Regions from separate parts of the Homo sapiens genome. Here region 2 is linked to region 1. A link is an interaction called in ENCODE POLR2A ChIA-PET data of the cell type or tissue named here. Cell type or tissue: IMR-90. All regions are shown on one strand. Each heading gives the region's core, and the rest is flanking DNA. Links, peaks and the distances in the headings are about the cores only. Region 1 overlaps SPATS2L (spermatogenesis associated serine rich 2 like). Region 2 holds the start of SUMO1 (small ubiquitin like modifier 1).

Region 1 (16,395 bases), core at 4,827-12,826:
TGCTCAGTGTATATGTGTTGAAATGAACTGGAAGGAGGTGAGGACTGAGCTAACAGTTGCTGAATGGCCAGGATTTACAGAGCTAGAAGGAAAATGGGAGGTGCATGCCAAATAAGACTTCTCTGGGAATACTTTATTCCAAGAACAGGCTTATCACACAAATGGGATAGAAGTTGGCTTTCATCACACTGACTTGAGCGCCAATATATTGCAGAGTAACAGGAAATAATGTTAGTCATTGGAAGACAGAGAAGAGTCAAAGTGGCAGGTTACCTTGAACAATGAAATAAAGGTAGAGAAATCTGGATTTGATTTGCTGTAGAATGAAATATGGAACCATTCAACATTTTAAAGATACAAACATCATCATGATATCTATGTTTTGTGAAGATTATTCTGAGGTTAGGGTGCAAGCTGGATGGAAAAAAAACTGGATTTGGTTAGAGCAGCTCAGAAGAGTCTGTAGTGAGACTATCAGAGTTTGATTAGAGTGATAAAGGTGGTAATAATGAAGAAAGTATGAAACTGAACATCAATTAGAAAGAATATGATCAAGCCTCAGTAAAATATGGAGGAAGAAAGAGAAGAAACCAAATACTCCTAGAAATGATTCCACCATTTAAAAACTAAACAACCCTAATTGATTTCTTGAAGTTTTTTATCCTGATTTGCTAGAGTAAGTAACAACAGTGTGAGTTGATATTTCCTTACTCCTATTTAAAAGCTTGGGGCTCAGCCTCTAACCTCAAAGAAAATTTGTGTGTGTGTGTATTTTTTTTTTTAAGAGTCAGGGTCTCACTCTGTCATGTTGTCCAGGCTGGAGTGCAGTGGTATAATCATGGCTCACTGCAACTTTGAACTCCTGGGCTCAAGGGATCCTCCCCTTCAGCCTCTCGAGTAGCTAGGACCACAGGTGTGCACTGCCACGCCTGGCTAATTTTAAATTTTGTTTTTAGATAGAGATGGGATCTCACTATGTTGCCTGGTCTCAAACTCCTGGCCTCAAGTGATCCTCCTGCCTTGACCTCCCAAAGTGCTGGGATTACAGGTATGGCCCACTGCATCCAGCTAAAAAACTCTTAAACATGGAAGATGGACCAAATTTTCAAGAGCCCAAGATATTACTACATTTGCTTGAAGATGCAATTTAGAAATGGCACTCTGCCTTAAAAAAAAAAAAGGAAATATCACCTTTGTGTGTATGTAGTGAATAACTCCTGATTTTCTGCATGTGAGTGAGCAGAGCAATCTGGTCAACCACAAGATGAAGACCAATATTAAATTCACGTACCTTTGCAGCCAGGTTTTTCCTGTATGTGAACTCCACTGTATTTCTAGCCATAGAATTTAGCTCTAAGATAATTTAGCCAAATGAATACTAAAAGACATGGAATAGCGGTGTAGGTCATGAAAATGCTGGAAGAAAAAGAAGTCCAAGCATTTTCATCAACTAGTGCTAATTCTGTGAACAGGTTATATGATGTGCCTGCATTTGTACAGTTCATCTTTTGAAACCTGTGTGCTAGATCCCTCAATGGCTTATTCTGAAAATGGTCTCCTAAGATGGTAAGAAATGACCAAAAATTACATAAAGCTCACTTTCCAAATAGAGTTATGCAGAAAATAATCTGCCATCTGGCTTTCTGGCTAACTTCACTTCTTTCCTTTTAGGCAGATATTATTTTATCCAGACCACACAGTTTGTTCGTCTAGTTGGTTCACGAAAATTTCAGAACATGACTCTGTAACAGGAATGTTTGGCAAGTGACAGAACAGTAGCTGCTTAACATCAGGCCAGTTTCCTTGTCTCAGTGGTTAAGCAAGTCTCTCCCAGGCTATGTGTGCTTGGGTGCCTTCAGTTATAAATTCAAACTGATGATTTGATGACATCTTTGATATCTCTCAAAGATCACGTCTCCAATGCACTTTGAGACATGTATTGCTCGCGTACATATACTGATGCTCAAAAATTAACTACGAAGACTTTAAAACCCAGTGCTACTTCATGAGAAACATTATGATAGTCTACTTGAATGCAGATTGATCTAAACCAAGTCAATGTACTTGTCATTTCATGTGAAATGGGAGTAAAGTTTCCCTATTCTTGTTACATAAAAAACAACCTGTGCTTTAAAATTTAGCCAAGTTGTGCTGGAGTATGGAAAAAGTAATTTGGTCTGGGTTGGCTTTTCAAAACCATAATCTAAGAAAAGAGGCATCTGATTTTTAAAAAATCAGATAAGTTGTATAGTTACTTTTCCCCCTCTCTACATTTTTCAAAAGGCAGAAATCAATGGTCTTTGTAACCACCTACCTGTCTCCAAAGAAAGTGACAGGCTGAGCTGAAAGTTAGAGCCTCCAAACTTCTGCCAATGTAAGGGAGGAAGGCTTTTAATGACACTATGGGCTTGGCATTATTTCTCAGTGGCCTCACTTAGCCAGCAATGCTAAGGGCTCCAGCAGAGCCTAAAGCATAATTCTACAGACACTGACAATGAAAGGACTTTCAGGAATGTAGTAACCGATCCTACAGAAGCAGTTTAGAAGGGAAAACACATGTCCAAAAAAATCTGGCCCCAAACAGAGGTGGAATGAACAGAATTCAACATCTGTGAAGAATGTTGGATGATGACATTATAGTTCTCAAGAAAATATTCAGTAACAACTTCACACAATTTTAATAAACACAGTTTATCTAGATCCTTGAAAGTAACAATTCCATTGCTATGGTTTGAATGTATCCCTTAAAGTTCATGTGTTGGAAACTTAATCCCCAATGCAGCAGTGCTGGGGGGAGTGATTAGGTCATGATGGCTCTGCCCTCATAAATGATTAATGTCCTTATTGCAGGAGTGGGTTAGTTATCTGGAGAGTGGCTTTGTTGTAAAAGCAAGGTGAGCCCCCTCTTGCTCTCTTGCCAGCCATGAGATGAAGGCAGCACAAAGGCCCTCCCTTCACCAGACACCAATGCCATACTTCCTAGCCTCCAGAACCATGAGCCAAATAAACTTCTGTTCACAAACTACACAATCTAGAGTATTCTGTTATACAAAATAGGCTGACATCCATGATCCCTAAAGCGTTATTAGTCATTTACCAAGCCATCCTCAGATTTTTATTTCCTATTGAATCTAGTTGATAAGTTATATTGCTCATTTGCATAATTCCATTTCCTCCACTATGTCTTTGATCCAGAGCATGACATCATGTAGTCAGAGAATGGAAAATGTTTCTATATTTTGGGAGAAAAAAAAGCAATGTTTGTGATAACCCATTTTTTTCCCTCCTTCTAAGCTAAACACTTATAATTCTTAACACATGTTTTTTTCTTGGAACCATTTTTTTACTTCTGGCTTTATGTAAAATGTGAGAATTTTCTGTCTCAGAAAATGGCACTAGTTCATCTCTTATGATGTCCCCATTGTATGTTCATTGCCAGTGAGACAAATCTGTTTAGTGCCATCATTATTATTACTATAAACAGACCTGTATAATGTGCTTTTATGCATGTTTATCATTTTCAGTTTCAGAACTGTGTTATTTAGGCCTTGATCAGAAAGGTTTTCATATGAATAATGAGCCTGACTTTCTGGTCTGAAATTCCAATACACTTTATAGATAGATACACATAATACCCATTTACCGTGGACTGACTTGTAATTCAAATAAGAAATTCAAAACCACAGGTGTAAATGTACTATTAGTGTTGGGCTTTGACTTGTAAACAGGAATATAATTCATGAATTCCGTTAATTATTTAGTCAACCATTACATAGATATTTCTCAGTCAAGTTGTAAAATCTTAACATTCAGGTTTTAAGTGTGTTTTACAGGTACACACGATAATCTTAATCTCTAAAGACTTGGAAATAAGGAAACAACCTTCTTTATTTCCTTATGAAATAAGACTCAGTCATCTAATTTTCACCTTCCAGGTGTAAGGATCTTATAAAATAGCATAATACTGAAGTCAGAGACAGTCTGAAATTGTCTGAATTATATTCTGTCTTCTAATTACCTGCAAATGTGTTTGCTTCACTGTTTAAAAAGACATAGATGTATGTGTCTGCATAAACATATTTGTATACACAGTGGAATACGGAATGGAAGGAGAACTCAATTCAGAACTTCTAGTCCTGCTTTCCGCAACTCAAATGTATCAAGTTCTCTGACTCCCAGTCTCACCATCTGTAAAGCAGCTGTGAAGAACAATCGTGTGTGGAAACCTTTTGTAAAGAGTGAAACAGAAATCACTAAATGCATATGAGATTTGTGTGTTTGTGTGTGTGGTTGCTATAGCTTGACCCAATTCACAGCAACATGACAATGAATGGGGCTTGTCCTCCTTATCTGTCTCACAGACATCCAGATTTTTAAAAAGGATACTTGTAAATCCAAATGAATCAAAGTAAATGAAGGTAGAAAGAATCACACCACATTAGAGAAAATACTGAGGAGCCCACCAGGTCCAGCCCAGAGGCTATGTCTGGGGTGAGACCCCCTAACTGTGTCTTTTGCACAGCTTCTCCTTCCATTCCAGAAACCACGATTTTTCCAGAAGGGCCAAGTTTTTCCACAGGCGGTCTCCACAGCAGTGCCACAGTGGCTCTGGCATTGAGGGGGACAGACAGCAGGCGGGTGAAGGGCAAAGAGGGGAAACAAAAGAGATGTCTGAAAAGGGAGAGATAGAGGAAGGGCGGCCTTTTATGTCTACGGGAAACCTGTTTGTCAAGTTCTTGTAAGTCAGGGATTGTACGTATATCCAACCATACTTTACTACAATTAAAAAAAAAAGTCATTCACGGTTGACATTTCCTAAATGTCATGTATAGCTACGAAACACAACCCTGGCAAGATGTCAAAGGTACTGCCTTTGTTGTTAAAATCTGGTTTGTTCAGGCACAGCAAATAACTAACAAACTCATGGCCATTTTCTCTTAAATCGAAAAATATTTTCTGATGTATCCCAAAAAGCGCTTTTAAAATACATCTACAGACAGTTAAAAGCTATTTGTATTTTCTACAAACTATCCCTCCAAATGGGAAGAAAGGAGAGGAATAAGAATCCTTGGCAACAGCTAGCCTCTCGCAATGGTGAGGGCTTGAAAGGCACGAGAATGAAGTGGGTAAGTGGGAAGAAAAGGCTGAACTCCATTCTCTTTTTTTTTGAGACGGAGTCTTGCTCTGTCGCCCAGGCTGAAGTGCAATGGCACAATCTCAGCTCACTGCAACCTCCACCTCCTGGGTTCAAGCGATTCTCCTGCCTCAGCCTCCTGAGTAGCTGGGATTACAGGTGCCAGCCAGCATGCTCAGCTAATTTTTGTATTTTTAGTAGAGACGGGATTTCACCATGTTACCAGATTGGTCTCAAACTCTCGGCCTCAAGCAGTCCTCCCACCTCGGTCTTCCAAAGTGCTGGGATTACAGGTGTGAGCCATCGCGCCCGACCTGAACTTGATTCTTTACTAGGGCTGGCTACACTGTCCAAGACCTATGGCTCCACTTCTAGGATCACAGGGTAAAGTTAAAGTCATCTCATTGTATGAGAGCGAGGAACATCAACACCCCTTTCTATTCAGAGCAGAGAGCCTTCACTAAATTCCATGGTCTTGGCTATGCATCTTTCCCTCTTTGGGATAAATGACAGGGTCTGAGCTAATGATTCACATTGTTAAAATTACAGACCGAGGCAAATAATTATTCATGGTTAGTTAAGCTTAAGTTTGCTCCAACATGCCTTCCTGAAGTGATTCCTCTCAAAAACAAACTTACTTGGGAAATGTTTAACTTCATTAAGCCCTCACTGACATCAAGAAGGTATATTTCCAATGGACACCACCATGCAAAATATGGATTGGACAACTTAACTGAAGGCCCACTTTGCTATTTATGGAATGTTCTCTTCTCACTATAAAGAGAGGACCAGAGTTCTGCCAAGAAAATGTAAAAGCTGTAGTTTCCTACAATAGTGGTGCATATTTCTGTTTTAGACCACGGCACAGTACTTGTAGAAGTCATTGCTTCAGTAAGAGTTGATTATGTGTTCATTTCTCAAGGACAATGGGTCTGAGTGGCAAATACCTTCAGAATTTTTTTTTTTTAGGGATAAGCTAAACTAAGTCAGATTTCTTTGTGAAATAGGGGATGTGGCAAAACAAAGGGTGGTTAGATTCAAAGTTTGAAAATTTTGGGTATCATAGCTATTGGAGGTAGGGAATGGTAAAGGGTTGGAAGAGGGTGGAAATATCCAGGGACCACATCCATTTGCTCTTCTTGTTTTCTGCTTCAGGGGTAGTGACTTCTTTTGAAAAATGAGAGGTTTATTTTCATAACAGGCAGTGAGGAATAGTTAGGCAGATGTGTGTGGGTTGGTTCTGGCCCTTGATTAGCAGACAGGAATGATACTGCCTTTAAGTTTCACCAAATATATCCGTCAAAACACATACAAGGGACCTCCACTTGGATTGCACAATCAAGATCCCAAATTTCAACGCAGCGATCAAGCTGTTTTAGGAAAGTTTAAATGGAGCCAAATTTCCATTTCCAGAACTGTTCTCAGATGTGGTTAACAGATTACATGGACTTTTTCATCTCCTCTTCTTTGCTCCTCTAGGTTGAAAAGTCTAAAATCAAGGTATTTTTGAAAATTTTTCTGTGTTTTGATCAAGGAAGTCCTTGATAGAGGCCAGATGTCATTCTGCTACCAGAGTATCCTTTCTCAGAACCACAGCAAGAATGTTCCCAAACCTTTTAAAGAAAGTACATGCCATGTACAACATGTAGATGCTGTTGTCAGAGTAGTTCAGACTTTGGGCAGCTAAAATTGGAATGTGGCTTTGAGAACACTAGAAAGTTCACTGTGTGGCTGTGCATGTGTGTCAATGTGGGTGTTCCCCTCCCCTGCTTTCTCATTTTTTTCCCTCATACATGCAGGTTTTTGTGCTGTTAATCCTCTTGGAATGTAGCTCTTATCAGCACCTAGAGGAATTCATTACCCCTTCACCTTCGCTGTTCACCAGCCCATGAGGCTAAGGAACAAGAAAGCAATTGTCTGCAGAGCTGAACCCTGAATTCAGGTGTGCTGGCACTGAGTTACTGTCTACCTGATTTTTCCTATAATCAAAAGGGAAGGGGAAAAATTAATAATGCTTCCCTCTCCAAGGGAGCAGGAGGAAAAGAGCCTTCAGGAACAGAGGCTAAGGCCCCCTGCCATTAAATCCAGCTATTCTAGAGCTAAGGGTTAAAAAAGGAAAAAAAAAGCAGCAGGTTAGCAGATTCACAAGAGATCCTAAGCTGTGTCTGCGTAACAGAGCAAATGATCAATACAGTGGAGGTGAAAACTAGTTAAGCCTGTTATTTGGGATAATGTTTAAAAGAGAGAGAGAAAATCGAGCTTGTTTACCATATATATATATATATATATATATATATATATATATATATATATATATATATATATATAAAAACTGCTGGTTATATAGCCTCAAAACCAAAATATTTTGTATTTTATATAGAGCTGCAAAAACTCATTTTATGGTCTTTAAGTATATGCCCTTTTCTATCACCCTTAAATTGTCAGTTTTGTTCACACAAGAAAAGAAACTCAGAATACAAATACAGCACTACCTTTTTTGGTTGTAAACCATGAGGCATTGCTACACTGTCAGGCATTTACAAAAAGCAAAAGGCAAGACACAAACACCCATCAGTCTCTGGCTCTTTCTTCAAGCACGTAAACTGAGATGTACACTGAAATGGGAAACTACCCAAGCCAGAAAGGTAGCCAAACAGACTGGAAAAGAGATATAGCAACATTCTTAGAATCCATTAAAAGGCAATAGAAAGCAACCATTAACTGAACAACACTCAAACAGATTGACAAGATAGAACTGAAATGGCACAGGGGGCTTCCACCCTCTTAAAGAGCCGTGTCAAGGAGCAGGGGATTTATAACCAAAACCCTCAGATATTTCTAGAAGCCAACAGGGAAACCTTATACCAAAGACTACATCATTGTTAGCTATGTTTTTACAAGGTTGATTTATAGTTGCATCAAAAAAAAATCTCAATCTATAACTCCTCGCTACTGAAGGGAGGAGTGAATAAAAAAATTTTTATGCCCCATCCTTCAGTTTAAGGCTATGTAAATCAGTCATCAATTCTGAATATTGTATTAGATGAATCCCTTTGTTAACAATTATGCGTGTCAGAACACCAGGAATAATTTAGTATTAACCAAAATACATCAGGTGTTGGAGAAAAGTTACTGACAAGGTAATATATTTATTTTTTTAATGGGACAGTTTAGTTCTCGGCAAAACAAAATATGTGCCATTCATTTAATTTTAATTTCTCAGGATTTTGAAAAGTATCTCAACTTCAAATGTTTTTACTGCAAATATATTACTATAGTCACAAAATCTTCTAGCATACATTAAGTTTATTCACTTAGCAAACATCATTCCTCTGTATTCCCGGTACTTACATGCTTGGAGAAAAGCTTGCTATTGTTGGTTAGTGCATCTAAAAACACAAACACTGAGATGTTTGGCACTCCCTCCCAGCAAGTGCTCAGCTACAGAAGAAATACACAAATGCACTTCTCCCTCAGAGTTCGCACTGCTTTCCACCCATTGATTTCATAGTGGTGCATTTCATTTTCAAAACACTTGCATAAACATGATTGTGAACCATGCTGTGAGGTTAACTTTTGGTGATAACACAAAACCTGAGAAGATTTGTTTTTCAGAAGGTTCTTGGCAGTGACTGAACATATGGTGTGATCTTTGTGGAGGGTAATTCCTCACTTGCTTCACCCATTCTCTGTATTGCTGAAGCCAAGAGCCTCAACATTCCAAAGGAAACAAAAAAAAATTAACCACACTCAGCCCTAGTCAGTCACTATCCACAGGATTTTAGGTCTACTTAAAATTTAAATTTAAGCCAGGCATGGTGGCTCATGCCTATAATCCCAGCACTTTGGGAGGCCGAAGTGGGCAGATCACTTGAGGTCAGGAGCCGATGACCAGCCTGGCCAACATGGTGAAACGCCATCTCTACTAAAAAAACAAACAAACAAAAAAACATAGCTGGGTGTGGTGGCACACACCTGTAGTCCCAGCTACTTGGGAGGCTGAGGCACGAATATCGCTTGAACCTAGGAGGCAGAGGCTGCAGTGAACGATCGTGCCACTGCACTCCAGCCTGGGTGACACAGTGAGACTCCATCTCAAAAAATAAAATGAAATCAAAATAAAATTTAAATTTAGAAATTTGCATTGAGAGAAAAATTTAAATAATATATTTTTTAAAATGGCTATTAACATGGGGTGGGGGTGGTTAACACTGTGCTGATCTGTTTTCTTCCAAAACCTGCTTGGATGGTGAGAAAGTAATTTTTAAAAGGTATAAGCCCAAAAGGACAACAAATGAGAAGATGAGACAAAAATGGCTGAGGCATGACACAACCATTCAGAAAGAAGGAAAGCAGACAAAAGAGTAGGAACTTGATTCAGCAGAGGCCACTGAGACTTAAGGGCCCACAGATAAGAATACAGAGAAGCCAGCCGTCTGGCCACCAAAGAACCCCTGGAAGGCTGAGAGGGGGAACAGACCCACCTCACTCACCGTAGCCACGCAACCATCCCTCTCAACCCTGTGGGACATATGTGGTTTCCTCTCTAGAAAACTGAACCCAAGAGGCTGAGACCCCAGGCATTATGGAGGGCAGGCTGAGGGTCCAGGTTGAAAACAAGGGCCTAGGAGGAAGTCTCTCTGGGCACTAACAGTGAGGCCTCCAGCTCTCTCCCATTCAATAGCCTGGGGCAGTGGCTACTCTTAGACCCCCAGGCAGGAGATGTGAATTTCATTCCTGGGTAATGGAGTGACCACAGTGGGAAGACATTTAGATGTTGACACTTTGGTGGGAGGACAAAGTAAAAGGTGGCTTCCAACAAACTGAATTTGCTGAAAGGAATGAATTCCTGCCCTTCAGTGCTTGGATGAGAATGGCAATTAACAGGAGACCAGAAGGAGAAGGTTAGAGGATAAACAGGGTATAGTCATTAATTCCCCTGACCTGGGCATTGAGAACCTTGGATTTCACTCTTGCCTGTGTCTTTGACTCTTTTTCTTTTCTGAGACGAAGTCTTGCTCTGTTGTCCAGGCTGGAGTGCAGTGGCGCCATCTCAGCTCACTACCACCTCTGCCTCCTGGGTTCAAGGGATTCTCATGCCTCAGACTTCCAAGTAGCTGAGATTACAGGCATGTGCCATCACATTCGGCTAATTTTTTTGTACTTTTAGTAGAGACGAGGTTTCACCATGTTGGTCAATCTTGTCTCAAATTCTTGACCTCAAACGATCCACCTGCCACAGCCTCCCAAAGTGCTGGGATTGCAGGTGTGAGCCACCATGCCCGGCCTACGTGTCTTTGACTCTTGATGTAGCCTGTGAGTCATTTCTCCTTTCTAGATCTCGGTTTCCTCATTTGTAAACTGGAGGCTTATGACCCTAGGGTCCTGCTATTCTGAGATGTTGGAACACTCTTTCCAGAAGGTCTAAAGTGACAGACGGAATGCTGGTGGTCTCTAACGTGATGCCAACTACAGGCCTGAGACTTTGCTGACTTCTCAGGGTCCTTCTGCTCTCTCAGCAAGTGGCTGCCATTCTTAGATGTGATGCAATAACACCATTCTTCTTTTTAAAAAAGGGCTGTTTTAAACAAATTTGCACCGAAAGTACAGGACAAGATCCTAAGATAGTAAAAGCACCTAGGATATGCCAATACTGACTCTCCATTTTTCTACACAAGAAAGTAAAAGCATAGTCAGAAAGGAATAGAGCCAACCCAAATTCAACTTCTTCACATGCAAATTTTTTTTTTTTTTTTCTTAATGAAACTCAGGGGAAAAGAGTGAAAAACTCAATAATATTTCTCTTTCTTTCAAGGGCCAGCTCTGAAACGGAGTAATAGTTAACATTTCCTAACACTTAGTACAGGCCAGAAGCACTGAGCTAGGAGCTTTCCAGGCCTTTTCTCATTAGATTCTCATGTGTGCCTATCCTACAAAGGAGGGAAGTGAGGCTCCTAGAGCTTAGTGATCTACTGGTATACATGGAGGTACTAGTGTCAGACCTAGGCCTCTCTGACTGTAGAGCTCACACTCCATCATTCCACTTCACTGCCTCACCTCCACCTAGCCCCACTGTCCTCAGCTCAGATAGCCAGTCCCTGGCCACTGCAGGAAGACTTCCCACAGTCTGCTCTCCAATGACGTGTCCCGTGGCTTTAAAGGAATTGACAAGATTGGCCCTTCTGCTGAAAAGTTAGAAGGCATTCTGGAAAATCAATACTGGCTTCTGCAAGAAGCAGCCTTGCCCAAAGCTAATTGAAGTCCATCTGAACATCTTCAGAACTGTGGCCATAATCATCTGTCTCGTTGTTTACCATGTCTCAACATGCATCTGCAGTAAATCACTTCAAAATCACTTTTACATGCTCTCTCATACCAAAGACAGGACAACGACATTTTCTGTCACTGCCCTATAACTTCCCCATCTAAACTCAGAACACTAGTATTATGGTTACATAATAGACAGCCTGCTGACATTACTATTTTAAAGCACCACTTTTTCAGGGTTTATCACAAGTCGTTTTAAATTTCATTTAGCTGTAACTTGTTATACAACTTTATGTTCAGAAACAATGTCCTCTGCTATATCAGCAAGCCATACTGGAAAATACAATTGCTGTGATTTGAAAAAATTTCTTGGCAAGCTTTTGATTCCACCCTTTTAGCAGGCCATATATGGGGTGATAATGGAAAGAGAAGTTATATGACTTATTATAAGATATTACTCAGGAAAATTAGAAGATATATATTTTGATAGCTAATCCAGATTAATGGTGCAGCCTTGAGCCTTCAACTTCGTTTACTATAAATGAATCTAGTGACTAAATTGTTGTTCACGTAACTTTGCAAACCAAGCAGTTTACCAGATTATCAGAGACTAATAACTCAGAGAAGAAACTGGCATACTTGGTGGGGTGGACATTTGTAGTATGATCATTCAGTATCCATCCACCCCCACTTCTCCTAGCCCTACTTTGCTTTAGGGGACCCAGTGAAGCTGCCTCCAACCTGAGCCCTGGGGTTGTTATATGACCAGGATGGATCCATCGGCACATTGTATTCTATGTGTCTCAGTTATGGGTTCAAGGCAGCTCAAAATGGGCAATGAGGGCAAGGACATGCAAACCGGGGGCTTTGTTTAAGCTATTAGGAAAATGGACTTTTTCTTGCTGGGCTTAAATGAAGAGGATGATGAGATTAAAGCTGACTTGACCATCCTGTGACCAGGTGGAGCTCAGAAAGGAGCCAGAAGATGCAGAGTCAAGACATGCGCAGGACAGTCAACTCCCACTGAAGAGGTTTCCTGGAACTCCCACCTAGTGATCTCTGTGTTGGCTACCCCTCACTGCAAAGGAGGCTAGGAAATGCAGTCTTTTGGCTGGGGACATTATCCCTTTGAATAAAATCAGAATGTGTTACTAAGGAAGAGGAAAAGAATGGGTACTGGGTAGGAAATTAGTGACCTCTTCTGTGGCCCACTTGGGTTGTGTTTTCCATGCTCGGCCTAGAAAACAGACAGCTATCTGACATATATAAAGGAAGAATGGCATATTTCAGAGTCTAAATTAGAGATAGAGTTAAAACACATGAGTCTTTGGTTTGTAAAATCTTTCATTAGGCAAGAACCTGTTATTTTGCAGTAGCTTCATTGAAAATTATTACTCAATTGAAAAATAATGTAACTACAATTAAAAATACAGGATCTGCAAGCATGTACAGCAGCCCAATTTTGCATATTCAACTTAGATACTGAAAAAGTGTTGTTAAAAATCCTAATTTCTTCTTATAGAGAAAAATCAAGCTACATATTTATGAGCCCACTGTCTCCAGGCAAGAATCCTTCAGTTTCAAATTATGTCTTGGACTTCTACAGGTTAGGGTAGAAATGATAACAAATGCAGGAATCTTTGAATTGACATTTAGTTCTCAGGGGATAGCTTTAAAAACTAGAGAATAATGGAAGTAGCTGCTTTTAAGAATTTTTTTCAGTAGTCACGAAGACACATCATACATTAGAGGATATAAAGAATGCCAAAATGAGATTCTCTCTGAAATTACTTAGTGTTTTATGAGAAAAGGAAGATAAACAAAAAAACAATAGTTTATTGGACCAAGAGAAATAAGTGGCAGGGGAGTCACTGAAATGGAGTGTTAACAGACACTCTGCCTTTGGTCTTGAGTTATGAAGGCAACAATAAATGACCTTTATAGATCATAGTCACACAACTTCAGAACTGAGAGGAAGGTTGAAAACAACCACATTCAACTATTTCACTTTCCTGAGGAGAAAAACTTGGACCTAAAAAAACTAGGTCATCTTTCTAATGTTCCCCAAGAAGTTCACAGCAGAGCCAGGATCAAAATATGGGTTTCCTAGCTCATGGAGCTATAATACTCTTTCCACTAACAACCACTCAGAAGTCATGGAATTAGGAAGTCAGTCTGCCAGATGTTACTGTAATTTACCTCTACATTTATTGTGAAGTCATTCTGAAATTATATTTTTAAAGGGAGGAGAAAGTGGTTGTAATACTATGACATCTGCCAAGGGTGATTAACAAGGAAAAATATACGGCATCTTGCCTCACTGAACTAAACCAGGTCCAGGGTTTGTAGACAGACAGAGGTCTCCTGGACACAAAAGGAAGAGGCTGAGAGGTTGTCAGGGGTTTAACAGCTGGTGGGAATTTTATTTTCTGATGGAAGTGACTTCTTTGTTACAGTTTGCTTCAACTGCTTCCCACCTACGGCTGAAGCTCCCCTGAAACACTGAGCAGCTCTCAGCTATGTAACCCTCACCATAAGCGCTCCAAAAAAGTTAAAAACTAGAGTAATCAACAATTGATACAAAAACTAGGTATTTTGAAGGTCTTTCTTCAAAGGAGCAAAAGATCAAGGATAATATTACAGAGTAGGTTAGCTTGAGTGTACTACAAATGATACAATGAGTCCTTAATAATACATGATCATCACTTGGGAGCTAGTAAATAGAAGAAATGCAGGGAATCCCCACTCAGCAGTTTCTCTGGGTAAACCTAGAAAGTGTAGACCTGGGATTTGGGAGTAGGAAGAAACCCCAGAGCTGGCCTAATAAATTGAGTTCCTTCATTTTGCAGGGCAGTCTAGGAAGAAAGCTAATAATCTCTGCTAAATCAAATGTACTATAGAGTAGTCAGTGTTTTCAAAATCACAGCACACATGTTCAGCTGAAATATGTTTACAAACAAATACAGCCAAAAAGCCTCATATAAAGTCTCTCAGTTATCCAGAGTCAGTCACTTTAATAAGGTTTGATCTAAATATTTTCCTTTTCTCAATTAAAATAACCTTTGTTGCTGGAATAACTGGCTAGCCATATGCAGAAGATCGAAACTGGACCACTTTCTTACACCATATATAAAAATCAACTCAAGATGGATTAGACTTAGATGTAAAACCCAAAACTATAAAAACTCCTGAAAGACAACCTAGGCAATCCTCTTATGGACCTAGGGATGGGCAAAGATTTCATGATGAAGTTGCCAAAAGCAATCACAACAAAAGCAAAAACTGACAAATAGGATCTAATTAAACTTAAGAGTTTCTGCACAGCAAAAGAAACCATCAATCAACAGAGCAAACAGACAATCTAAAGAATGGGAGAAAATATTTGCAAACTATGCAGCTGACAAAGGTCTAGTATCCAGCATCTCTATGGAACTTAAACAAATTTACAAGAACAAAACAGCCCCATCAAAAAGTGGGCGAAGGATATGAACAGACACTTCTCAAAAGGAGACATACATGCCCACAAAAAGCATATGAAAAAAAGCTCAATATCACTGGTTATTAAAGAAATGCAAATCAAAACCACAATGAGATACCATCTCACATCAGTCAGAATGGCTATTATTAAAAAGTCAAAAAATAACAGATCCTGGCAAAGTTGCAGAGAAAAAGAACATGTATACACTGTTGGTGGGAGTGTAAATTAGTTCAACCATTGTGGAAAGCAGTGTGACAATTCCTCAAAGAGCTAAAAACAGAACTACCATTTGACCCAGCATCCTATTACAGGATATATACTCAAAGGAGTATCAATCATTCTACCATAAAGACACATGCACACAAATGTTCACTGCGGCATTATTCACAATGGCAAAGACATGGAATCAACCTAAATGCCCATCAGTGATAGACTGGATAAAGAAAATGTGGTACATATACACCATGGAATACTATGCAGCCATAAAAAAAGAACAAAATCATGTCTTTTGTGTAAATGTGGATGGAGCTGGAGGCCATTATCCTTAGCAAACTAACATAGGAACAGAAAACAAAATGTTGTGTGTTCTCACTTATAAGTGGGAGCTAAATGATGAGAAGTCATGGACACATGAGAACAACAGACACTGGGGCCTACTTGAGTATGGAGGGTGGAAGGAGGGAGAGGATCAGAAAAAATAACTAATGAATACTAGGCTTAGTACCTGGAAGATGACATAATCTGTAAAACAAACCCCCATGACATGAGTTTACCTATATAACAAACCTGGACATGCACCCTCAAATCTATTTTTTTTTAATAAATTTTATTTAAAAATAAATTTTTTTTAAAAAAAATAACCTCTATGGATTATTTTCTGCTTATTATGAAAGCAGTATATGTTCAGAGTAGGAAAATTAAAAGACATAGATAAAATAGAAGAATGCCCCAAACCTTACCACTCAGAGAACAACTTTTAAAACTCTTAAATACATTTCCAGAATATTTTCTAAGAATATATACATATATTAAGCAAAATATGATCACATTGCATACTTGGCTTTTGTTAACATTTTATTACCTAACAATGTATCATAAACATCTTTTCATTATCAATACTTATCTACAACAGCATCTACTGTGGCTGAACAGTATTTTATTGTATGACTGTGACATCATATACAGAATATATTTAACTAATCTGTAATTGAAGCAATTTCCTGTTTACTATATTATAAACAATGATGTAATGAACATCTTTGTGGCTAAAACCTTTCCACATATCTTTAATTATTTCCTTAGCACAAATTCCTATAAATAAAACAGTAAATATATTTTAAAGGATTAAAAACAAACATAGTGACAAACTGCCCTCTAGAAAGGGCATCATATACTTCAATTTACTTGAGTTACTTGCCTATCAAGTGTTATGATCAGCTTAGTACTACATGAAGAGAAACTAAACAGGCACCCTTGGGTTGGTGAAGTATGATAGATGTGCTTGTATCCATAATTC
Region 2 (16,395 bases), core at 4,351-12,350, 1.9 Mb before region 1:
ATGTGTGATATGGGCACTGTACTTCCTGCTAAATTTTGTCGTGAACCTAAAACTGCTCTGAAATCAAAGTCTGTTTAGAAGGAAAAACAGTTGAGTATATCATGTGTAGAACACCCCAAGATTTGGAATGGGACATCTAAGGGTAGACTCTTGAGACTAAGAATGAAACAGAACTGGCATGAATTGAAGCCCAGCTTTGAGAATTCTGGCAGGTAGAAAATCTCAGTCCCTAAAATTGGATTAAGGTGACTCTGGGTTCCTAGTGCCCTAGGACAAAACTCCTCTCTGAAGGAAGAAAATATTGTTATTACAGATTATTTCAGCAAAGTTTCAAACACAGTGCCCAGCACGTAATCAAAGATAATGAGGAGATAATGTGAATGAGAATCAAAAAAAGCAAGTGCCTCCAGGGGCTCTAGAATGATCAGAAACAGGATCTAAAATAACCATGTTAATTATTGTTAAGGTATATAGAGAATGTCAACTGAGAATTTGAATTGTTAACAAGGACATAGCAAATTTGAAAAAGACCAATAGAAATTGTAGGACTGAAAAACTATAATACAGATTAAGAATTATATGGGCCGGGCGTGGTGGCTCAAGCCTGTAATCCCAGGACTTTGGGAGGCCGAGGCGGGTGGATCACGAGGTCAGGAGTTCAAGACCAGCCTGGCCAACATGGTGAAACCCCGCCTCTACTAAAAATACAAAAAAATAATTAGCCAGGTGTGGTGGCACGTGCCTGTAGTCCCAGCTACTCAGGGAGGCTGAGGCAGAGAATTGCTTGAACTTGGGAGGTGGAGGTTGCAGTGAGCCGAGATTGTGCCGCTGCACTCCAGCCAGGGCGACAGAGCGAGAATTTGTCTCAAAAAAAAAAAAAAAAGAACTACTGCTGCTCTAGCTTATTTCAGCTTACTCTCCGACCTTCAATTTAGATGTTATTTATGTATTTATTTTGGAAGCTTTTCCTGACTAACTTGCTTGGATGTAGGCTCCCTTAATAATCCTCTTCACCTATTACTAGCAGCTCTTTTCAAGGCCATTGTATTTTTTTTTAATGTAATGGTTTTACTGAGATAATTAGCTTATACTGCTCACCTCTTTAAAATATATAATTTTTAGTATATTCATATAGCTGTGCAACCATCACCAATCAATTTTAGAGCATTTTCATCACTTCCAAAAGGAACTCTGTACCCATCAGCAGTCACTCTCCATTTTCTCCCTAATCCCTCAGCCCTAGTAGGAGGCTGGAGCAGTAGCTCACTAATGTTGCTTTGAACATTAGTGTACATGTTTTTGTTATATGTTTTATTTTTATTTTTAGAAACAGAGTGTATTAGTCTGTTCTCACATTGCTGTAAAGAGCTGCCTTAGACTGGGTAATTCATGAAGAAAAGAGGTTTAATTGACTCATAGGTCTGCAGGCCTAACCGGAAGCATGACTGGAAGCCCTCAGGAAACTTACAATCATGGACCAAGGCAAAGGGGAAGCTATCACCTTCTTCACACGAGAGCAGGAGAAAAAGACTGTGAAGCGGAAAGTACTACGCACTTTTAAGCAACCAGATCTCGTGAGAAGTCACTCACTATATTGAGAACAGCAAGGGGAAAATCTGTCCCCATTATTCACTCACCTCCCAAGTCCCTCCCCCAACACTGGGAATAACAACTGGACATGAGATTTGAGTGGGGACACAGAGCCAAACCATATCACAGGGTCTCACTATGCTGCCCAGGCTAGAATGCAATCATAGCTCACTGTAATCTTGAACTCTTGGCCTCAAGGTATCCTCCTGCCTTGGCCTCCCAAAGTGCTGGGATTATAGGCATGTGCCACTGAGTCTGGAATGGATATATGTTTTCAATTCTCTCGGGTATATACCTAGGAGTGAAATTTCTGGGTCTTATGGTGACTTTATGTTTTACAATTTTGGGAACTGACAGACAGTTTTTCAAAACTTTTTTTTTTTGAGACAGGGTCTTGCTGTGTTGTCCAGGCTATATAGTGCATTGGCTCACAGGCTTGATCATAGCATAGCACACTGAGGCTTCCACCTCGTGGCCTCAAGGGATCCTTCTGCCTCAGCCTCCCAAGTAGCTAGGACTATAGGCCAGTGCCACCATGCCTAGCCTAAAGCATTTTATATTCCTACTAACAGGGTATAAGGGTTCTAATTTCTCCATAGCCTTGTCAACACTTGTTATTTTCTGTCTTTTTGAACATAGCCCTTCTAGTGGGTATAAAGTGGTATCTCCTTGTTTTTTTTTTTTTTTTTTTTTTGAGACTGAGTCTCGCTCTGTCACCCAGTAACAAGCTGGAGTGCAATGGTGTGATCTCAGCTCACTGCAGCCTCCTCCGCTTCCCAGGTTCAAGCGATTCTCCTGCCTCAGTCTCCCGAGTAACTGGGATTACAGGCCTGAGCCACCAAGCCTGGCTAGCTTTTGCATTTTTAGTAGAGATGGGGTTTCACCATATTGGCCAGCCTGGTCTCCAACTCCTGATCTCAAGTGATCTGCCCGTCTTGGCCTCCCAAAGTGCTGGGATTACAGGTGTGAAGCACCACGCCTGATTGTTTTTTTTTTTTGAGACAAGGTCTTACTCTGTTGCCCAGGCTGGAGTGGAGTGGGATGATCTTGGCACACTGCAACATGTTGCCCAGGCTGGTCTTGAACTCCTGGGCTCAAGAGATCTGCCCACCTGGGCCTCCCAAAGTGCTGGGATTACAGGTGTGAGCCACGGTGCCCGGCCTCCTTGTGTGTGTGTTTTTTGGTTTTTTTTTTTGAGATGGTGACCAAAAAAACACAACAACAAACAACAAACAAAAAACAAAACGAAGTCATTCTTTTGCATGTGAATGTCCAGCAGTGGTAGTACCAACTGTTGAAAAGACTGTTCTTTCACCATTGATTTGTCTTGGTGTTTTTGTTGATGTAAATGTGAGGGTTATTGATTTATTTCAGGATTCTCAATTCTATTTGTTTATATTCTTATCCTCCATGAGTATGCCCGTAGGGCCACTGTGTATGCCAGTAGGGCCATTGTGTTTTACAGAAGAAATCTAAGAAGAATCATTCTTTTTTTTTTTTCCATTAAAAGTCATGTTTACTAATCTAGCACCACAATTCGTCTTAGAACCTCCCATGCAGTTGGAAAGGGAATATGGGAAGAGGTGAGTATGTTGGAAATGTAGGGTAGTTCTCAAATTGAGGCCCCATTTTGCTTGCTCTAAAGCCAAAAACACAGGGTCTAGCAAAGAGGAGCCCAGAGGCTGGAGATGAAAACAAAAGCTTTTGGTTCAGATGGTAAAGGAGGCCCTCAAGAGCAGTAGAATCAGTATATCCCGAAGGCAGTGCTGGAGGCATTCTCATGAAGTAGGGGGTTTCTTCTTGGCATCCAAGTCCTTTTTAATTTCTTCAAGTTTTTTAGCCAGGTTTGGTATGTCATAGTTCTGAGCCAGATACATTCCAACCACGTTGCCCAATGTAAATCCAAGCAGGAATTGGAGCATGATGTTGGTGGGGAGGGCGAGGAGGGCGCAAAGGGCTGCTGCAGCTCTGCAGGCCGGTCAGAGCCTGCTTCCCCATGCGAGGGGAGCGGAATCGCCCCCCCCGCCACCTTTTTTTTTTTGAGAGGGAGTTTCACTCTTGTCGCCCAGGCTGCAGTGCAATGGCGCGGATCTCGGCTCACTGCAACCTCCGCCTCCCGGGTTCAAGCGATTCTCCAGCCTCAGCCTCCCTAGTAGCTGGGATTATAGGCGCCAGCCACCACGCCCGGCTAATTTTTGTTATTTTTAGTAGAGACGTGGTTTCACCGTGTTGGCCAGGCTGGTCTCGAACTCCTGATCTCAGGTGATCCGCCCGCCTCGGCCTCCCAAAGTGCTGGGATTATAGGCGTGAGCCACAGCGCCCTGCCAAGAAGAATCATTCTTTAACCTTAACTCAAAGCAACCAATTCAAGGGTTGGAATTACTCACTCCCCATTTAGAACTTTCAGCAGCGGTCTTTAGCATCAGTAGCCGTCAAGATTGTGTTGGGTCGTTGCTTTCTTGTTGTTTTAAATCACGGTCATGTGTTTGGCAAGGGTGCTGGTTAACCGAAAATGTTGGTTCTAGAGCTAGAAGTACTGGCATTCAAATAAACATATTTGGGGGTTGGGGGTTGATGAGCAAGGCTGGGAGGAGACAAAAGAAGTATCTCGGCTCAGTCGTCAGAGACGCGCAAGGTGTAACGGAGAGAGCAATCTAGGTTGTGAGAGTGGCTCCAAACATTGAGACATGGAGCCAGGACCTTTGCTCCTGGGGGATGGCCCTAGTACTGATGCGCAGGACCTGGTCCTTGAAGGAGCTGACAAAACTGCCGTTCACCCGCGCGACCACCGGCAAAGCAGCTCCACAGCCTGCCCCTCCCCTTGGCTGCTCCCCCACCCATTTCCCGCCTTGTCTTTCCTCTCTTCTCTCTCTCCCTCCTCCCTGCGCGAAGCGGAAGTGACGCGAGGCGTAGCGGAAGTTACTGCAGCCGCGGTGTTGTGCTGTGGGGAAGGGAGAAGGATTTGTAAACCCCGGAGCGAGGTTCTGCTTACCCGAGGCCGCTGCTGTGCGGAGACCCCCGGGTGAAGCCACCGTCATCATGTCTGACCAGGTACCGGGCTGGGAGCCATCCAACGGCGGTGGCCAGGGCCTTCCCTGCAGGTCTGCCTGCCGCTAGGCTGGGGTCGGGGATGGAGGCGCGGGGGAGGGGAGCGCGGAATGGGGGAGGGGGCGGCCGGTGGGGACTAGGCAGGCGAGGGAGAGGAGCCGACTACGGCCGGAGGTGCCGGGGCCTGCTGCGGGGCTCCCGGAGCCGCCCGCCCCTCTCCGGGCTCGCTCATCACCCCCGTACCCCACCGCCTTTGGTGGCGGCCTCCCTCATGTCGTCCCACTTCTTTCTCCCGGGTCGACTAGGTGCAGAGCCCCGCTTCCACCTCCCTGGGAGGGTCTCTGGAGAACCCGTCCGTCTCCTTCCAGAGGACTAATCGCAGAAGCAGGGCCCTAGGCCTTAGTTATGTAACGGGAGAGAATCCCTGACTGGGAGGCTCCGTGGCCCTGAGAAGCGGCTGGACTCTCCACTTTTTGCTTCTTCGTCGGGAGGGCGTGGGGCGGCGAGGGAGGGAGACGTCCGATGTTGTTGGGAATCCTGCCTCCGTTCGGATTGGAGCTAGGGCAAGGATGCCGCTGCTCTCCTCTGAGTCTTTTTCCGTGTGGGGGTGCAGAGCTGTCGCCTCTTTACTGTACTTTCCCGTTTCTTACTCGGGATTGGTTCATCCTAGCTCTCCAGTTGTAAGAGAGCATTCATAATAACCAAGAAAGAAAATAGAACTAAACTGCTAGAGCAACAAAAAGCATCTCACCTGGGCATTAACCTGAGGAAGTCTCATATTTTTGAGGAAAAGCATAGGAAAACTTTGTGTATGTAGAGTCGTTGCAGAATATTTGCAGAAAGTTGCCTGGTAAGGCAAAGTGCTCCAGCTCACTGTTAGTATCAATAATTTACTTGGGATTTGCACTTAATCAGGAGTGATCGATTTCCCCTTTTCTTCCTCATCCTGTTCTAATTAAACAACTTTATGGCTAGTTTTTAATTCATAAAGTTTTTGTCTGGTCTTTTGTTTGCTCAGACGACTTTGACTTTTTTTTTTTTTTGAGACGGAGTCTCGCTGTGTCGCCAGGCTGGAGTGCAGTGGTGCGATCTCCACTCACTGCACCCTCCCGCCTCCTGGGTTCAAGCAATTTTCGGGCCTCAGCCTCCCGAGTAGCTGGGATTACAGGCACTCACCACCAGGCACTCACCACCACACCTAGCTAATTTTTGTATTTTTAGTAGAGACGGGGTTTCACCATATTGGCCAGGCTGGTCTCGATCTCCTTACCTCGTGATCCGCCCACCTCGGCCTCCCAAAGTGCTGGGATTACGGGCGTGAGCCACCGCGCCCAGCCGACTTTGACTTTTTACATTATTTTTGGACTTTTACTCATTTAATGGTAGTTATTCAGAAAACTATTTTTCATTCAACTCCACGATGTACTTGAACTTTTAAATTTAACACACCTATTCCCTTGGCTTTTAACCCAGTTTTGTACCATTTCGTGAGAGCAAGTGAGGTTTTTGCAGATTGGTACTATTGTACAAAATGTACACTTAACATTTTAAAGCTTAACCATAATCTAGATGAATTTTGGATGGATCTACTTACTAATAATCTAGATTAATTCCCAAGTGGGCATTGTGTTTCCCTAGGTAGTTGTTTACTTGGTTACTAGGAAGAAAAGTATAGGCGTAAATGCTTAGTTTCGTCAGCCTTTTATTTTGTTTCCCAGAAGCGTCTAGGAAGCATTTTGAAATTTATTGTAGACTGATGGAAGAGCAACATAAAGAAATAATTATAAAATGTAGAATTTATTGCTCCATTTTGAAGTCAGGTTATTTAAGAGATACATAAAGAAATGAAGGACCTAGGATACAAATAGATTCTTTTATTTCATGTTCATACTAGGACATTATTTGTCTTTTTCACTGTCATTCTTTCATGAGTGTTCAATGGACGTTTCTAGAAACTAACATGACTTGTGATAAAACAAATTAAATGTGGAAGCAGATGTGAAAATCCAGCTGTTTAGCTGTTTTTATTAAGCCAGACATTAAAGAGATTTGCAAAAATGTGTAACAGTCCCACTCTTTCATTAATTTTGTTTTGAAAAATATTTTTAATAAAAATATATATTTGTTAACATATAACAGGTTTGTTGGTATTTTAAAATGAATTAATATTTAAGACATTTCTCAGTTTTCAGTGTTTAATACTGTAAACATCAATAGATGTAACCAACCTAACAAAAGCTTTATGGGATTCTAAATAAATTTAAGTGTAAGATTCCTGAGAACAAAAAGTTTGAGAACTGTTGCTGTAGGCTGATTGACCAACATCATTAGGACTCGCCGGGTGCAGTGGCTTAAGCCTGTAATCCCAGCACTTTGGGAGGTCAAGTTGGGTGGATCACGAGGTCAGGAGTTCTAGACCAGCCTGACTAACATGGTGAAACCCCGTCTCTACTAAAAATACAAAAAATAGCCAGGCGTGGTGGTGCGCACCTGTAATCCCAGCTACTCAGAAGGCTGAGGCAGGAGAACTGCTTAAACCCGGGAGGCGGAGGTTGCAGTAACTGGAGATCACTCCACTGCACTCCAGCCTGGGCGACAGAGTGAGACTCCGTTTAAAAAAAAAAAAAAGACTCAGTACATTGGCCGGGTGCAGCGCCTCACACCTGTAATCCTGGCACTTTGGGAGGCCTAAGTGGGGGAGGATTGCTTGAGCCCAGTTTGAGACCAGCCTGGGCAATATAGAGAGACGTCGTCTCTACAAAAAATAAAATTAGCCAGGCATGATGGCCTGTACCTGTAGTCCCAGCTACTCAGGAGGTTGATATGGGAGGATCACCTGAGCCTGCGAGGTCGAGGTTGCAGCAAGCCAAGATCATGCCACTGTACTTCAGCCTGGGCGATAGAGACCCTGACTCAAAACAAAGAAGACCCAGTACAAGTTCAGTGTTGAGTGCTAAAGACTTAAAAGAGTTATAAAGCTGAACCCTTAATCTTAAGAGGTTTATAAGTGAGAACAAGAATCTCCAAATCCTGTACTGTTTAATATCAGCATGAGACTAAACCACTGTCCTAAGAAGACAACCTTAATTTGAATCAAGTTATTTTAGAGTGATGTGTTTTCTGAGGCAGCTCTCAGAAGGTTATTGTCTGGTGTTAAAATAGTGAAATTGAGTAATAACAAGGTTAAAATCGGTGGACATTAAATACACACAAGACTTCAATTGCTGGGTCCTCCATTGATTAATGAAAAAATGATTGTTTTTGGAATTTGAGTGAAACACTTCTTAATGGCTGAGTAGGGTGGCTTACGCCTGTAATCCCACCACTTTGGGATCACTTGAGGCCAGGACTTTGAGACCAGCTTGGCCAACATGAGGAAAGCACGTCTTTACTAAAAATACAAAAATTAGCTGGGCCTGGTGGCTCATGCCTGTAATCCCAGCTACTTGGGAGTCTGAGGCGAGAGGATCGCTTGAGCTTGGGAGGTGGAGGTTGCAGTGAGCGGAGATCATGCCACTGCATTCCAGCCTGGGCGACAGAGCAAGACTCTGTCCCAAAAAAAAAAAAAAAAAAAAAAGAAAAGGAAAAAAAACAAAAAACTTTTTTTTTTTTTTTTTTTTGAGACGGAGTCACAAAAAATTAGCCACCATGCCCAGCTAATTTTTTTGTATTTTTGGTAGAGACAGGGTTTCACCATATTGGCCAGGCTGTCTCGAACTCCTGACCTTGTGATCCGCCCGCCTCGGCCTCCCAAAGTGCTGGGATTACAGGCGTGAGGTGCCGTGCCTGGCAAAAAAAAAAAAAACACAAAAAAACCCACTTCTTTATAATTTTAACAATTCCAACATCATCTAGTAGATTTGTGTACCATTATTAAATAATCCTTTAAAATAAGTTCTAAACCTAAGGCCCATAGACCATAAAGACTGAAAGTTCGCTTACATTGTATGGAGTGTTTTGTGAGTATTTGTGCATACGTATTTTTTTTTTTTTAAGATAGAGCATTGCTCAATTGCCCAGGCTGGAGTACAGTGTGGTGTGATCTCGGTTACTGCAACCTCTGCCTCCTGGGTTCAAGTGATTCTCCTGCCTCAGCCTCCCTAGTAGCTGGGATTATAGACACATGACACCATACCTGGCTAATTTTTGTATTTTTTGTAGAGATGGGGTTTCATCAGGCTGGTCTCGAACTCCTGACCTCAGGTGATCTGCCCGTCTTGGCCTCCCAAAGTGCTGGGTTTACAGACGTGAGCCCAGCCATATATATATATTTTTTTTAAATAGGAGAAAGGACCCATAGTCTCATCAGGGGTACGTGATTCCTCAAAATGGTTAAGGACCATCCTTTAACCAGTAACAGAAATCTGATTGGGTGCTTTCCTTTAGCCCAGTCTCACCTTGTAGCAAAACAAAGTGCTCGTACAGAACCCGAAGCTTAATATCAAAAGGATAAGGGTAATTTGTACAAATATTTTCCCCTTCCTCCTTTCTGATATTTGAGTTTATAGTGTTTCTTTTTTATACCAAAATCATTAAAGGTAGCTTGGTCAGCTCTTCAATTCAAGTCTGTTAATTGTAGCAATTGGATGACTGTTCCACTCTAACTGAATCTGTATTAACACCCCCAAAGAGAGATTGAATGATTTCCTTTTATCTTTAGTCAAGGATTTGGAAGCATTGTGTAATTCTGATTATCTGATACATTACCTCAAAATTTTGTGACTTAAAACAACAGCCATTTATTTTGTTTATAAATCTGCAATTTGGACAGGGCTCTGTGGATTAGACTCACCTCTGCTTCTTGGTGTGTGGGGCCTCAGCTGAGATGACTCAAGTGGCTGGGGGCTGGAACAGCTAGTTGTCAGGTGAGATGAGACTGGATGGGGCAAGTGTCTCCATATAGTCTCAGAGCCTTTCTTAGTGGTTTCATCATGTGATGTCAGCATGGAGACCCCAGGGTATTCAGACTTACGGCTCAGGGATCACAGAGAGAATAGGTGTTCCAAGAGAACCTGGGTGGAAATAGCAAGTCTCCTACAACCTAGCCTTGGAAGTCACGTCTGTAATTCTGTTGCCCACTCAAATCACTAAGGTCAGCCAGATTCAAGGGAAAGGCATTTATTTAGACACTGTTTCTCAATGGGAGAGTAACAAAGAATTTGCAGTTATCTTTAATCTACATTAATTGTATTTTTGCTGCCATGATAGTATTATTCCCTGCAGTGTTCTATATAGCTCCCTGCTATTGATTTTTACTGATTTTAGAAATTCTTTGCTTGAGATAGCAGGAGAATATGATGAACTGGTTGTGTATTAAAATTCATAATTGTGTGTACTACTATTTATATCATAGAATAGATATGTTAAACTGTAGTTATTACTTGAGTATGTAGTTAAGCATTTCATGCCCTAGGAGAAGAAGAATACTGTGTCCGCTCTGATAGACATGAGGTCCTGCTAGTGGATGTTACAAATGTATAGATTGTAGCATTATCTAAACAAACTTTACTAGTAGTTTAAAAATTGAATATGAATGTTATGATTACTCATTAAGATTTAGTAGTTCAGATTTAAAAACTATTAAGTAGTTGTCAACTCATGACATCCTTTAGTCCCGAAGGCAGTTAGGGTATCTCTTTCATAATTTTTACATGTAATGTTACAGTTATTTACGTTCCTTTTTTTTTTTTTTTTTTGAGATGGAGTCTTGCTCTGTGGCCCAGGCTGGAGTGCAGTGGCATGATCTCGGCTCACTGCAACCTCTGCCTCCTGGTTCAAGTGATTCTCCTGCCTCAGCGCCTCGAGTAGCTGGGATTACAGATGTGTGTCACCACGCCTGGCTAGTTTTTATATTTTTAGTAGTGATGGGCTTTCCCCATGTTGGCCAGGTTGGTCTTGAACTCCTGACTTCAAGTCATCCACCTGCCTCGGCCTCCCAGAGTGCTGGGATTACAGGTGTGAGCCACCGCGTTGCCAGTTATTTACATTCTAAGTGTCTTTTCTCCATTACATCAGGCTTTATTTATCCTCTTTTTCCTGTAATGCTTAGCACATTGAGTGGATAATTAGTAAAAAATTTTTTAAAGGAGAGTGGCCAGATTCATTCAACAAATGTTTATTAAATGTCACAATGTTCACAGCATGATTCTAGGCCCTAGAATTGGAAGGTCGCCTCAAAAACATGAAACAGCAGGTACCTTCCTCCTCCTCTTTCAGTCCTCTTGATGTTGTTTTGTTATTGAGGCAGGGCTGGTTGCCATGGAATAGTTTTTCTCTTATGATATTTTTGCATACCTTCTTCATCTTTACTTCTGTTAGCAATAGACCTGGTAACTATATCCAAAGTTGAATCATTTACTTCTTCCAGGACACTGGGATTGTTAAGGATGATTTTTTTTTTAAAAAATGAAAGGTCTCACATATTTATTACTGAACCTAGCCAACCAACACGTTCATAACAGATTCAGAGAAAAAAATATATTCCCAATAAAACATGTCCAACTCTCTAGATAGTGGTGACATTTTCAGCTCGATATGGTAACATGATTGTGACCTTCAGACAGCATAAGTATGTTGTATCATGCAATGCCTTATAGACCCAGCTTGGTTCTTCTCCAATGGCTCCTTTTGGAGTTTTACCTGATTTTATTACCAGTTTTCATCCGAATCCACTGGGGAATGGGTCAATTTTGCTTTTGTTTCTTGGCCAGGAATCACTTAACCCTGAAAGTCTTGTGAGAAGACATGGCGAGAAGTGGAGTCAAGCACACACCATGATGGCAGATAAAGGAAGAGAGGCCGATAATCTTTTTTTTTTGAGACGGAGTCTCGCTCTGTCACCCAGTCTGGAGTGCAGTGGTGCCATCTCGACTCGCTGCAACCTCCGCCTCCCAGGTTCAAGTGAGTCTCCCTCCTCAGCCTCCCAAGTAGCTGGGATTACAGGCACCTGCAATCATGCTCAACTAATTTTTGATCTTTGTAGAGATGGGATTTCACCATGTTGGCTAGGCTGGTCCTGAACTCTTGACCTCAGGTGATCCGCCTGCCTTGGCCTTGCAAAATGCAGGGATTACAGGCATGAGCCACGGTGCCTGGCCCAGTTAATTTTTTATTAAGACATCTTTAGCATTCCATTTTGGAATTCCCTGAAGTTGTGATTTAAAAAAGTATATATATATAATGCTGATATTCTACTTAATTAATTTAATTAATTAATTTTTTTTGAGACAGTTTCGCTCTTGTTGCCTAGGTTGGAATGCGATGGCGCCATCTTGGCTCACCACAACCTCTGCCGCCTGGGTTCAAGCGATTCTCCTGCCACAGCCTCCCGAGTAGCTGGGATTACAGGCATGTGCCACCATGCCCAGCTAATTTTTTTTTTTTTTTTGAGACAGAGTCCTAGCTGGAGCGCAATGGCGTGATCTCTGCTCACTGCAACCTCTGCCTCCTGGGTTCAAGCATTTCTCCTGCCTCAGCCTCCTGAGTAGCTGGGATTACAGGCACGCACCACCACGCCTGGCTAAGTTTTTTTATTTTTAGTAGAGACGGGGTTTCACTGCGTTAGCCAGGATGGTCTTGATCTCCTGACTTAGTGATCCGCCTGCCTCGGCCTCCCAAAGTGCTGGGATTACAGGCGTGAGCCACTGCGCCCGGCTAATTTCATTTTTTTTTTTTTTTTTTTTTTTAAGTAAAGATGGGGCTTCTCCATGTTGGTCAGGCCGGTCTCGAACTCCCGACCTCAGGTGATCTGACTGCCTTGGCCTCCCAAAGTGCTGGGATTACAGGCATGAGCCACTGCGCCATCCCGGCTGATATTCTGTTTCTTTTTAAAAGAGTCATGGGGAAAAGTTCACACAGATACTGTTATTGAGCACCTTAGTTTTACAGTTTAAAATCTGGATAATTCCTGCAACGTGACTATGTTTACTTAAAGATACGTTGTATCGGTTATATTTTTTGGCTATTTTTGCATTCAGTTGCCTTTTCTGAGCTAATGAGGATCTGAAGGAAAAGACCTGAAGGAAGGAAGGAAGGGTGGAGTTTTGTTTGCTGGGCTGGTTGTTCTCAATATCTAGGGCCAGTTATTTTTAAAGGTTTTACCAAAGAGTAATATACATACAAAAAAGTGCACAAGAGTGTTTGGTTTGCCGAACTTTCACAAACTGAACACATCCATGCAACCAGCACTCAGATGAAGAACTGCTGTATTGACTTAACAAGTAGAATAGTTTTGTCTGTTTTTATACAGCATAACATTTTATAAGTGAAATCATACAGTATGTATCTCTGTGTGTTGGTTCTTTTGCCCGGCACTGTTTAGAGGTTTGTTCATTATTATTGTATATAGTTGTATGTTATTACATCTCATTGCTGTGTGGCTTTCCATTGTGTGGAATGCAGTACACTCAATTTACTTATTCATTCTGCTTTTGATGCCCATTGAGGAATTTTCTAGCACCTGTTTTTAATATGAGCCAAACTTATACCTTTTATAGCACCTTCTATTTCAGGATTACTTTTGGGCTGAATAACAGAAAGTTTGATTTATTGTAGGTTAAACAATTTTTTTTTTCTCATAAAACAAGAAATGTAGACAAAAGTAGCTCAAGGCTGATGTGGTAGCTCCACAGTTCCTTCATATTATTTTCTTCTCCATCCTTAACAGCAGTCTTTCACTCTGGTGCTTGTCTACTTGTGGGCACAAAAAAGCTACTTTGTGTTCCAGACAGGAGAAAAGGGAAAAAGTATGTTCACTTTATATCTCTTTGGCCAAAATGGGTATAAAAGAAGCTGGGAAATACGTTTTTTATCTGGGTAAATTTAGGTTTCCCTTTGTAAGGAAGAAAGGGAAAATAGATACCAGATAGGTAATTAACAATGTCTGTCATACTTCCAAGTCTGTTTGCTAGTACTTTTGGATGCAATCAAACTGGTTTGTTCTAGGCTTAGCATAGGTCTAGACTCAAAGGGTAAGGTTTACACAACCAGTAAAATTTTTAGTTATAGTTTTGAGTTCCTGAGAAGCTATCTGTGCATGACTAGTGTTTAACTACCATTCAGGGTTGAATGTAAATATTCAGAGGCCCATTGTGTTGACAGCTTTGACCTAAACCTTGAAGTTATACAGTTAAATCTGGTCAGTTCTGTTCTAAATCTCTAGTACCGTCTTACTAAGTTTGAACATATGCATCATGAAGATGAAAATATACATATATTTTTGTGTTTTTAGAATCGTGGGCCCAGTGCAGTGGCTTACTCCTGTAATCCCAGCACTTGGGAGGCCGAGGCAGGCGGATTGCCTGAGCACCAGAGTTCGAGACCAGCCTGGGCAACATGGTGAAACCCTGTCTCTATGAAAAAATACAAAATTTAGCTGGGTGTGGTGGTGTGCGCCTGTAGTCCCAGCCACTGAGGAGGCGGAGTTTGCAGTGAGCCGAGATCGTGCCACTGCACTCCAGCCTGGGTGACACAGCGAGACTCAAAATAAATAAATAAATAAAATGGAATTGTGGTAAATTATTTAAGTATAAGGGAAGTGACTTCACTGTAATTCTCGGTTTTTCCCTTTTAATGGTGCATTAGAATTATCCTGTTTAACCCTTTTTGAGCTTTCTTCATTAGGAAATAAAATAAATTGATATATATAGAATTTGAAGCTTGGAGTGACTTTTTTTTTTTTTTTCCGAGACAGTCTTGCTCTGTTGCCCAGGCTGGAATGCATTGGCGTGATCTCGGCTCACTGCAAGCTCCACCTCCTGGGTTCACGCCATTCTCCTGCCTTAGCCTCCCAAGTAGCTGGGACTACAGGCGCCCACCACCACGCCCAGCTAATTTTTTGTATTTTTAGTAGAGATGGAGTTTCACCATGTTAGCCAGGATGGTCTTGATCTCCTGACCTCATGATCTGCCTGTCTTGGCCTCCCAAAGTGCTCTAACTACAGGCATGAGCCACCGTGCCTGGCTGGAGTGAATTTTTTAATGAATTTTTTTAAATTTATGTTTAAATGTACTGTATTATAATGAATCCTTGTGGCCTCCTCTTGGCCTATAATCTACAGCATCCCATTATACTCCCCCATATTATTTTGAAGCCAATTCTAAATATTGTATCATTTCATCTGTAAATATTTCAGTATGTATCTTTAAAAGAGAAGGGCTTTTTCTTTATTTTTAATTTAAATTTAATTTTTTTTTTTGAGACGGAGTCTTGCTCTGCCTCTGCCGCCCGGGATGGAGTACAGTGGTGCCATCTCTACTCACTGCAGGCTCCGTCTTCTGGGTTCACGCCATTCTCCTGCCTCAGCCTCCCGAGTAGCTGGGACTACAGGCGCCCACCACCACATCCAGCTAATTTTTTGTATTTTTAGTAGAGATGGGGTTTCACCGTGTTAGCCAGGATGGTCTTGATCTCCTGACCTCGTGATCCACCCACCTCGGTCTCCCAAAGTGCTGGGATTACAGGTGTGAGCCACCGTACCTGGCCCCCCCTTTTTTTTTTTTTTTGAGACGGAGTTTTGCTCTTGTTCTCCAGGCTGTAGTGCAATGGTGCAGTCTCGGCTCACCGCAACCTCTGCCTCCCGGGTTCAAGCGATTCTCCTGCCTTAGCCTCCCTAGTAGCTGGGATTACAGGCATGCACCACCACGCATGGCTAATTTTGTATTTTTAGTAGAGACGGGGTTTCTCCATGTTGGTCAGGCTGGTCTCAAACTCCTGACCTCAGGTGATTGGCCCACCCTGGCCTCCCAAAGTGCTGGGATTACAGGCATGAGCCACAGTGCCCAGCCAAGGCTTTTTCTTTTAACATGACCAATATACTCTTGTCACACCTTAAAAAATGAACAGATTTGTTAATATCATCAAATAAGAGTAAACGTATTTTATTTTTTGTTGAGTTTTCCTAGAACCCCTCCTTTTTCAGTGAGAATAAGCAATCCAGCCGGGCACAGTGGCTCACGCCTGTAATCCCAGCACTTTTGGAGGCTGAGGTGGGCAGATCACCTGAGGTCAGGAGTTCGAGACCAGCGTGGCCAACGTGGTGAAACCCCGTCTCTACTAAAAATACAAAAATTAGCCAGGTGTGGTGGTGTGTGCCTGTAATCCAGATACTCAGGAGGCTGAGGCAGGAGAATCGCTTGAACCCGGGAGGCAGAGGTTGCAGTGAGTTGAGATCACGCCACTGTACTCCAGCCTGGGAGGCAGAGCAAGACTCTGTCTCAAAAAAAAAAAAAAAAAAAAGGCAATCCTTGTGCAGCTGGGTCCGTGACACATTGGCAGTAGTTAAGTGTGATGCTGTGTCCCTGTGACTGAATTGTCAGTGTACTGATCACCAGAGTGCTTTTTTTGGCATGATCTCGGCTCACTGCCACCTCCACCTCCCGGGTTCAAGTGATTCTTGTTCCCCAGCCTCCCGAATAGCTGGGATTACAGGCGTGCACCACCACCACTTTTTTTAGTAGAGATGGGGTTTCTTCATGTTGGCCAGGCTGCTCTTGAACTCCTGGCCTCAAGTGATTGCCTGCCTTGGCCTCCCAAAGTGCTGGGATTACAGAAGTGAGCCACTGCGCCCAGCCTCCTGAGTGCTTTTAAGCAAAGGTCTTGTTCTTTTGACTTTGAAATAGCATAATAAAACCCTCCTCATGAATATTGTACATTTGAAAATGAGGCCTATTGTGTTTTCCATATCTTTTGCAGTCTAAGAGGCTTTCAGTTCTCTCTTTGATCCTGTATATTCGCTTAATCTTTCCATCACCCATTTC

Evidence for each region. Peaks named below come from ENCODE experiments on the same cell type or tissue, not always from the same donor. Only the 100,000 strongest peaks of a DNase experiment are listed, where the experiment ranks them.
Region 2: POLR2A ChIA-PET joins it to region 1 with 10 read pairs; 2 of 35 experiments call an interaction of 5 or more read pairs at or near these places.

What each region holds. Positions count from the first base shown.
Region 1 is chr2:200,343,381-200,359,775 of GRCh38, reverse strand. All of the region lies in intron 2 of SPATS2L (spermatogenesis associated serine rich 2 like), which reads right to left. Among named protein-coding and RNA genes, the nearest start is that of SPATS2L, 45 kb to the right of the region's middle. In IMR-90, for the core only: no CTCF peak of the experiment used is centred there; DNase peaks (open chromatin) are centred at 6,895 and 8,795; H3K27ac peaks cover 910 bases.
Region 2 is chr2:202,226,686-202,243,080 of GRCh38, reverse strand. SUMO1 (small ubiquitin like modifier 1) reads left to right here and starts at 4,484. Exons shown (of 5, transcript NM_003352.8): 1 at 4,484-4,641. The coding sequence starts at 4,630. It also overlaps the pseudogene RPL39P14 and the pseudogene STMP1P1. RefSeq lists a silencer at 4,830-5,019. In IMR-90, for the core only: no CTCF peak of the experiment used is centred there; DNase peaks (open chromatin) are centred at 4,480 and 5,220; H3K4me3 peaks cover 1,319 bases; H3K27ac peaks cover 1,155 bases.